Regions from separate parts of the Homo sapiens genome. Here region 2 is linked to region 1. A link is a loop called in an ENCODE intact Hi-C map of the cell type or tissue named here. Cell type or tissue: dorsolateral prefrontal cortex. All regions are shown on one strand. Each heading gives the region's core, and the rest is flanking DNA. Links, peaks and the distances in the headings are about the cores only. Region 1 has its middle 6.8 kb from the start of AMZ1. Region 2 has its middle 24 kb from the start of GRIFIN.

Region 1 (4,373 bases), core at 302-4,301:
TGGAAACCGCTTGGCAAACGCTGGCAGGCAGAGGCGGCCAACAGCAGCTCTCCCGATCGAGCTCCGGGCGCCGGCTGGAGCAACGTCGCGGGACGGCGTGAGCGAGCACACCCGGCCGTGTGTGACACGCGTGGGGACAGAGGCCGGGGCGGCTGCGGGAGGGCGTGCGGGGAGGTCAGGGCGCCCCGGCGTGTGTGCGCCCACGTGTGCGCTCGTGCGTGTGGGTGTGTGCGCGCCTGTGCGTGTGCCAACAGTGCAGCCACATCGGAGCGCGTGTGCTCCGAGTGTGATGGCCGCGTGGGCCGGTGCAGGGTGTGTGTGGGGATGGGGGTGTCTGATTGGTGCTGTGACCTGCGGCAGCACAGCCGCCTGCGTTGAGCGCCCACGGTGGGCTGGACTTTGCACTAGGTGCTGACAGGACCGGCAGAGGTGGCCACTGCCCTCGTCCCCAGCCTGCACTCCTGGGCGAAGGCTGACGCTGAACAGGTACTTGTAAGAGTCACCGAAGTGCGTGCCGGGAGGGTTCTGGGAAGAGGCAGCTGTGGGGCCTGAAGCCTAAATGTGGGGTGGGAGGCATCCAGGCTGCTGCTCCAGGCAGAGGGCACAGCCTGGGCAAAGGCCAGGAGACCAGGGAAGAAAGGACAGAGTCTGGAGCCCGGGAGAGGTGGCGAGGGGCCATAGCCCTGAAGGAGCTTCATCCTGGGGCTTCATCCGAGTTGAGGAGGCCCAGCTGGGGGTGAAGGGTGCCTCGTAGGCAGAGGGACCCCGGAGGTAGGAACTAGGGATGTGAGGCTGGGGCAGACAGAGCTGAGGGACGCAGCTCACAGCTGGCGGTAGTGAGACGTGGTCTTTGAAAGGCTTCCTGTTGGGGCAAGTGGCTTGGCAGGGGGTGTGTGGAAGCTGGGGAGTCTATAGCCGGCCTGGGTGGGGCGGGCAGTTGAGAGAGATTTTGGAGGTTGACTAGATGCTCCTTGGTGACAGTGGCACTTGAAGAAGGAGGGCAGGGCTGGGATGATGTGGTTTCCTGGGATGGGAGGCGCTGAGAAGGTCTGGGTGCTGGTGGCGGTCTCACCAGGGGGCTGCTTCTGGAGCCCCCATTAACAGGCACTCGGCTCTCTGGGGACCTGCCTGGGTCTCCGGCCCCACAGGCTCCCCGAGCCCTGCCAGGCTGGGCAGGTGTGCAGCCCACCCAGCAGGCACTGGAGACCCCGGGAGACCCCGGATCCTGCAGGGCTTCTCCAGGTGTTTCCAGGAGCCCAGACATGCAGCCGCCCTGGGCCGCGAAGCCTCAAGAGGGAGCCGGGCACGTCCTTGGCACCCCAGCTTTCCTTGCTACCTGAGATCCCCTCTGTGGCTGGGGTTGCTGGAGATGCCCAAGGAGTAGGGGCTCCGTCCTCATTTTCACCCCCGACCCCAGCTCCGACTATGTGGGAGGTGGAGGTGATGGCTCAGGAAGGTCTTGGCTGCTTCAGGCCAGCTCTGGTCTCTTGGACGAAGCCGCTGGGCCGTGGGTTCAGCCTCCTCGTGCTGGCCACAGAGTTGGGGCCCCTCACGTGCCTCACAGGCCTGCCCAGCGCAGCCCATGCGCTCACTGGGGGCTCCTTCCCAGGGCACGACCCTGATGGATGCTGGGCCTCCCTGACGACCCTGCTGGTCAAGCCCGGGGCCAGGCGTGTCTGAGGACTCCGAGGAGATTTCCATGGTCCGTGGTGTGGCCCTGGGTAGGCGCCTGGCCAAGTCACCAGACACCAGGCCTTCGGGATCCCCGCATCCACCAATGGGGTACTGACCCACAGGCGCCGGGCAGGGCGGCCTCCAGGTCAGAAACCTTCCAGGACGCTGAGCACCGACTGTTTGCTTCCCTGCCCACGGATGCCCCCTCGTGGCCAATCCCATCCATCTTAGAACTACGTTTCAGAGTTGAGGATGCAGGGCTGGAGCGGGGCCATGGCTGAGCTCGGTGCCACTCAGGCCCGAAAGCCCCAAGTCAGCCTGGCTAGCGTGCGCCTGGCCATGGGCATCATCAACACAGCTTTTGTTATTCATTATTATTTTTTGAGACGGGGTCTCACTCTTGCCCAGGCTGGAGTGCAGTGGTGCAATCATGGCTCACTGCAGCCTTGACCTCCCCGGCCTCTGGTGATCCTCCCACCTCAGCCTCCTAGGTGCATGCCACCACGCCCTCAGGTGATCCTCCCATCTCAGCCTCCCAGGTGCATGCCACCACGCCCGGCTAATTTTTTTTTAATTTTTGTAGAGATGGGGGTGTCTTGCTATCCTGCCCAGGCTGCTCTCAAACTCCAGGGCTCGAGAGATCCATCCGCCTTGCCCTCTCAAAGTGCTGGGATTACAGGCATGAGCCACGGTGCCCAGCCAAGCCTTTGTTATTCTTGTTGTTGGGGTCCAACTGTGGGGGCTGTGGGGAAGTCTGCAGACAGCTCAGAGTCAAGACAGACCCCGACAGGGACAGGTGGTGCAGGGAGATGTCATTGGAGATTCGTCCCCACGTGCCTGGTCCGTGTGTCTTTTCCTGCTGGAGAAACTACATGTGGGGTTACTCCTGGGGCCCCTGACTACACACAGCATGAGAGGGTAGGAGACAGGGATGGAGGGAGGAGGGAGATGGTGACAGAGAGAGAGACCAAGAACCCCAAGAGACAGAGACAGACAGACAGAGATAGAAACTCAGAGAGACAGACAGACAGACAGAGAGATGGACAGGCGGCCCCTCCCTCCCAGTCCCCCAGCCTTGCTGAGCCCATGGGAGCCCAAACAGCGGAGGAGGGGTCCTGGGGGAGCGGGCTAAGGGCCCCAGTTTATGTGCTGGGGCTGTCACTTTGCACTGAGCGCGCCCCCAGCTCCAGCCGCTCTGGCTGCTCTCTGGAGGGAACAAGGGCTTTCAGAGCTGGGGACCCGACGTGAATACTAATCCAGAAGCTCAAAGGGCGGCCTCACAGGCTGGGCACAGGGAGGCTGGGCCGGGGCCAGGGCCAGCTGAGCCTGTCTGGGAGCTCGCCCTGCTTGGCCTCCCCCCGCTCTTCGTGCTGGGGAGCTCCTGTCCTCCCCTCAGGCCTGAGAGGGTCCCCAGCTACCCCAGGACAGGGTGGGGGGTGGGAACTGCAGCTCCAGGAGTCAGGGTCTCGTGTCCAGCATGAGATGACACCGGGTGGGCCCCCAGCACACAGTCCCTTGAAGAATGGCTGCCCAGGAGGCCTCAGGCCGATGCGAGGGTCCTTAGCTTTGCTTTGCATTCCTACAGTGCTCCAGCGACAGCTCCAGGGAGGCCTGGGGAAACGGAGGCACGGGCACGGAGCCCATGGCAGGGAAGAGGGCTTGACTGTACTCTGTGCTAGGACACCCCAAGTCCCGCAGGCAGTGCTGGGGTCAGGCCCCGTGCATCCTGCCTGGACCAGGATTCAGACCCCTTTGCCTCCTTCCTGGACGTCACCTACTGCACCCAGGAGACCTCAGTGTCGGGCCATGGAAACCCCTGCTTGGGCCATACACGGCTCCCCTGCTTGTGTTCCGAGCCCCTTCACCCCCCAGCCCCTGGCCCTCAGCAACCCCCCTCCCCAGATGCGGCCTCATCTCTTCTCCAGCTTTTCTGACCCTGCCCCACTTCCTGCACCCATCTTTGCCCAGATCCCTGCAGGCATTCTGTACAGGGAGGCCTGTGCTCGCACGGTTCCTTCCACCTGGCACACCCCCATCTCTGCCGTTGACCCGGGCTCATCTTGCTGTGCGGTGAAGCCAGCCTCAGAGCCGTCCTCCTCTGTCCCCACAGCACTGTCTGCCTGCACCCTCGCCTGCTGGCCTTGGAGCAGGGCTGAGCTGCAGAGAGGCCAAGCCCCTGTTCTGTGGCTCGAGTTTGCTGGGTGAGCAGCTGCTGCTTCCCAGGACTCCTTGTGCCAATGCCCCGGGAGAGTTTTCCTCTTCCTTATAAAACCCGTGTGAAGCATTTTCCTGTTTTCCAATGTGGATGAGTTTCCTGCGGCTGCCGTGACAAATGACCACAGCTGTGCGGCTTCAAACAGCACACATTCACTGTCAATTCTGGAGGGCAGTGGTCTGAAGTCAAGGCTGGGGCAGGGCCGAACTTCTGCAGAGGGCTCCAGGGGAAGGTCCTTCCTGCCTCTTCCTGCTTCTGGGGGCTCCAGGTGTCCTTGGCTTGTGGCTGCACCACTCCCATCTCCGTCTTCTCCTCTGTGTCTCTGTGTCTTCAACTTTCTGTTTTTTTGTTTGTTTGTTTGTTTTTGTTTTTGTTTTTTTTGAGACAGAGTCTGGCTCTGTCACCCAGGCTGGAGTGCAGTGGCACGATCTCGGCTCACTGCAAGCTCCGCCTCCCAGGTTCACACCATTCTCCTGCCTCAGAC
Region 2 (4,373 bases), core at 104-4,103, 230 kb before region 1:
GTGACCAGGGTAGCAGAGAGAGCAAAGAGGTCCTTTCCTCAGGTGGGTGGAGTGGGGCTTGAGCACAGTCCACATGCAGAGATGAGTGTGGACTCGGAAGACCCTGACCCCCTTGTATCAGTGTGTAGGGGAGGTCTCAAGGTCATTGCCCTACAGAAACCAGGCTGGGTGCGGTGGCTCACACCTGTCATCCCAGCACTTTGGGAGGCTGAGGCGGGTGGATCACCTGCGGTCAGGAGTTCGAGACCAGCCTGGCCAACAAGGTGAAACCCCGTCTCTACTAAAAATACAAAAATAAGCTGGGTGTGGTGGCACATGCCCGTAATCCCAGCTACTCAAGAGGCTGAGGCAGGAAAATCGCTTGAACCCGAGAGTTGGAGGTTGCCGTGAGCCGAGATTGCGCCATTGCACTCCAGCCTGGGCGACAGAGTGAGACGCCATCTGGAAAAAAAAAAAAAAGCGTAAAGAATTCCCTCCCTGGGGCCGAGGTGGCAGCTCTCCACACCTTCCCACAAGGGTGCCAGCTGAGGAGGGACAGTGGAAGGGGCCCCTGCAGGGCTGGGGGATGCCTCTGAGCGTTCCAGGCAGGCAGGCACAGGCAGGAGCTCCTGGAGCTGTAGCCTCCTCACCCAAGGCTTCCAGCTCCTTCCTGTGTGGGGTCTCAGACACGCGACCCACCCGGACGTCCGTGACAGTGTAGCTTCTTCATCTCCGGCATGACCCGAATTTCCTCGGGGCCCCCCACTCCCTGGGGAACAGGAAGAAAATACCCATTTCACCCTCACTGATATACACAGCACACAGGCACCTACGTACACACTTGCACACATCCAGTGTCTCAGCCCGTGGCTGCTTCCGCCCCACTGCCCGTCTTTGTAGCAGGACACAGGTGCACGCCTGGGGCCCAGGGCTCTCATCCAAGCTGGTATGTCCCACCGCCCCCCACCCTCTCCCAGGCACCCAGCATTTTGAGCCCAGAATCATGGGAAACTCCCGTCAGGTCCACACGGTGCTGAGCCCAAGCCTGCAGGGCTTGGGGGAGGTGGGCTGCTCTCAGCTTCCCCCAGCCTGGCCTGGCATCTCCTGGACCCCCGCAGGGGTGGCAGCTCAGCCCCTTGTGGGTTTTTTCTTTGGGGGGACAGACTCTCGCCCTGTCACCCAGGCTGAGGTGCAGTGGCACGATCTCGGCTCACTGCAACATCCACCTCCCGGGTTCAAGCGATTCTCCTGCCTCAGTCTCTTGAGTAGCTGGGATTACAGGCGCCTGCCACCATGCCCAGCTGTTTTGTATTTTTAGTAGAGATGGGGTTTCGCCATGTTGGCCAGGCTGGTATCGAACTCCTGATCTCAGGTGATCTGCCTGCCTCAGCCTCCCAAAGTGGTAGGATTGCAGGTGTGAGCCACTGCGCCTGGCCCTGTTCCAGGATCTTGGCTCTCTGTCCCGGGCAGGGTGCTTCCGGGCCTCTTTGATTCTGGCCACAATGCTGAGCCTGTCCCGCAGCCCTGGGAGTGGCCCCCAGACCTTCCACTGCCCCAGGAATGGCTGACGCAACTATTCCCCCCAACCAGTGAGACCTGTGCCTGCCCGAGGAAGGTGTGAGCCGGGCCATTTAGAGGAGCTCCCTCGGGTGGATCCACCTCTGAGTCCTGGGCCTGCAGCCTGGCACAGGGCTCCTGGAGGGGCTGCATGGAGCTGGGCAGGCCGGGCCCTGGGCATCTTCCACCAGGGGGCAGCCACGGCTCAGGAACGCGACCTGCGGCGCACCCTTGGCTAAACGCGGCTGCACGCAGGGCATGGGGTGGCCGGCCAAAGCGCATGTGAACCTGGTAATGCAATGTCCCCCGTGGGTCCGAAAGCCCTGAGGCCACCCGAGTGAGCATCCCTCCAGCCCTGAGGCCACCCTCCCGGGCCTCTGAGACACGGTCCCTGTGTGGGTGGCTGTACAGTCCCGGTTCTGGACAGGCCGTGGGGGGCACAGGAAGTGGCTGCTCAGCCCCCTGGGCGGCTGGACCAGGAGGGCACTGGGTGATCTGGGGGCACCGTGGCAGGGCTGGGCCTGGTCACCCAGGCTCTGACGCCCTCGTGATTCCTGTCTGCTGGGCCCCACAGCGCCCTCAGCACCATGCTGGCCATGCTGGCCAGAGCTGTCTTCCTCCCACCAAACACTGTCCGTGAGGGCGACCTGTTTCCAGTTTGAACCAAGTTCACACTGACTCCACCACTCACTTGCTGTTGGGTCACTGCTCTGGGCCCCTCTGGGGGACTCAAGGAGCTGAGTGGCTCCGACTCCCCAGGCCTGAAGCCCCAAGACGCGCTGCCAGGACCACGCTGGCTGAGGCCACTCTTTGAGCCCCTCCCCCACAGGTGGCCGAGCACACACAGTCCAGTGGGCTGAGGTGGCCCCAAGGGCAGGAACGTGGCATCTCTTCCCACCAGTCAGTGGCTCTGGGGGCACAAGGACTTGTCGGGGGAAGGAGGCAGCAACCGCAGGTCAGAAGCTGGAAGCAGCGGCCACTCAGCAAATGACACAGCTGAGCCGGAAAACCCAGTCCCAGGGCTGTGAAGAGCTGGGGCCGGCCTCACGGGGGCTCCCCAGTTTCCCCTGCCCGGCCCTGGGCCGGCCTCACGGGGGCTCCCCAGTTTCCCCTGCCCGGCCCTGCCCTGCCCTGCCCTGCCCTGCCCTGCCCTGCCCTGCCCTGCCCTCCCCTCCCCTCCCCTCCCCTCCCCTCCCCTCCCCTCCCCTCCCCTCTCCTCCCCTCCCCTTTCCTTCCTTTTTCTTTCCTTCTTTCTTTTCCTTCTTCTTTCCTTCCTTCCTCCCTCCCTTCCCTCCCTCCCTTCCCCCCTTCTTCCTTCCTTCCTTTCTCTCCCCCTCCCCACTCCCTCCCTCCCCTCCCCCATCCCCTCCCTCTCCCCTCCCCTCCTCGTCCCTTTGTCAGGGTCTTGCTCTGTTGCCCAGGCTGGAGTGTAGTGATGCAGTGAGCTGTGATCGCACCACTGCAGCCTAGAACCTCCCGGGCTCAAGGGATCCTCCTGCTGCAGCCTCCTGAGTAGCTAGGACTATAGGCATGCGCTACCAGGCCTGACTTTTTTTTTTTTTTTTTTTTTGTAGAAATGGGGTTTTACTGTGTTGTCCAGGCTGGTCTTAGGGTTGAATTCCTCCTGCCTCAGCCTCCCAAAGTGCTGGGATTACAGGCATGAGCCGCCACACCTGGCCGGGATTGTGCTGAATATGTAGATCAATTCGAGGAGCACTGCCCATCCATCCTTGAACATGGGCCCCGTCTCCATTTACTTAAGCCTCTTTTAATTTGTCTCAACAATATTTTGTCTTTTTCAGCATATAAGCCTTGCACTTTTTTTGTTACATTTATTCCTAAGTATTTTGTTATTCTTTATGCTATTGTGAATGAAATTGTTCTCTTATTTCTATTTTCAGAATGTTTGTTGCCAGTATATATAAAATAAAACACTATTTATTTATTTATTTATTTATCTATTTATTTATTTAGAGACGGAGTTTCATTCTTGTTGTCCAGGCTGGAGTGCAGTAGCACAATCTTGCCTCACTGCCACCTCCGCCTCCTGGGTTCAAGCGATTCTCCTATCTCAGCCTCCCGAGTAGCTGGGATTACAGGTGCCCACCACCACGCCCGGCTAATTTTTGTATGTTTAGTAGAGATGAGTTTCACCATGTTGGTCAGGCTGGTCTCAAACTCCTGACCTCAGGTGACTGGCCTGTCTCGGCCTCCCAAAGTGCTGGGATTACAGGTGTGAGCCACCAGGCCCAGCCTACAATTTGTTTTTATACATTCATCTTATATCCTGCCACCTTACTAAGCTTTATTAGTTCTAATAGCTTTGGGGTTGATTTCTTAGGATATACAGGACCATCATCTGTGCATAAAGATAGTTTTACTTTTTCCTTTCCAATCTGGATGCTTTTAATGTCTTTGTTTTGTCTTATTTCATTTTTGTTTTTCCTTATCACACTGAGTAGAGCCTGCAGTATAATGCTGAATAACAGTAGCGCATCAGATGTCCCACTCGCTTTGTCCCCCTGTTAGAGGGAAAATATTCTGGGATTTACTGTTATATACTTTAGCTGGGCCAGGCACAGTGGCTCACGCCTGCAATCCCAACACTTTGGGAGGTCAAGGCAGGAGGATTGCTTGAGCCTAGGAGTTTGAGACCAGCCTGGGCAACACAGCAAGATCCCATAAAAAATGCAAACAAAATTTAAGTTAGCTGAGTGTGGTGGTGTGCACCTGTAGTCCCAGCTACTTGAAAAGCTGAGACAGGAGGGTCCCTTGAGCCCAGGAGGTCAAGGCTGCAATGAACTATGATTGTGCCACTGTGCTTCAGCCTGGGCAAC

Evidence for each region. Hi-C counts contacts between places; a loop is a spot of excess contacts. Peaks named below come from ENCODE experiments on the same cell type or tissue, not always from the same donor. Only the 100,000 strongest peaks of a DNase experiment are listed, where the experiment ranks them.
Region 2: a loop joins it to region 1, with 4 times the contacts of the local background. A loop is called at or near these places in 70 of 110 quality-filtered maps.

What each region holds. Positions count from the first base shown.
Region 1 is chr7:2,679,186-2,683,558 of GRCh38, forward strand. It overlaps a transcript of AMZ1 not described here. Among named protein-coding and RNA genes, the nearest start is that of AMZ1, 6.8 kb to the right of the region's middle. RefSeq lists an enhancer at 1,636-2,141. In dorsolateral prefrontal cortex, for the core only: CTCF peaks have their summits at 1,897 (motif pointing left) and 2,104; DNase peaks (open chromatin) are centred at 1,886 and 2,946; H3K4me3 peaks cover 2,281 bases; H3K27ac peaks cover 2,655 bases.
Region 2 is chr7:2,449,853-2,454,225 of GRCh38, forward strand. No RefSeq gene overlaps it. Among named protein-coding and RNA genes, the nearest start is that of GRIFIN, 24 kb to the right of the region's middle. RefSeq lists enhancers at 1,384-2,039, 2,040-2,693 and a silencer at 2,622-2,701. In dorsolateral prefrontal cortex, for the core only: CTCF peaks have their summits at 1,730 (motif pointing right) and 1,941; DNase peaks (open chromatin) are centred at 1,749, 2,143 and 2,409; H3K4me3 peaks cover 1,095 bases; H3K27ac peaks cover 626 bases.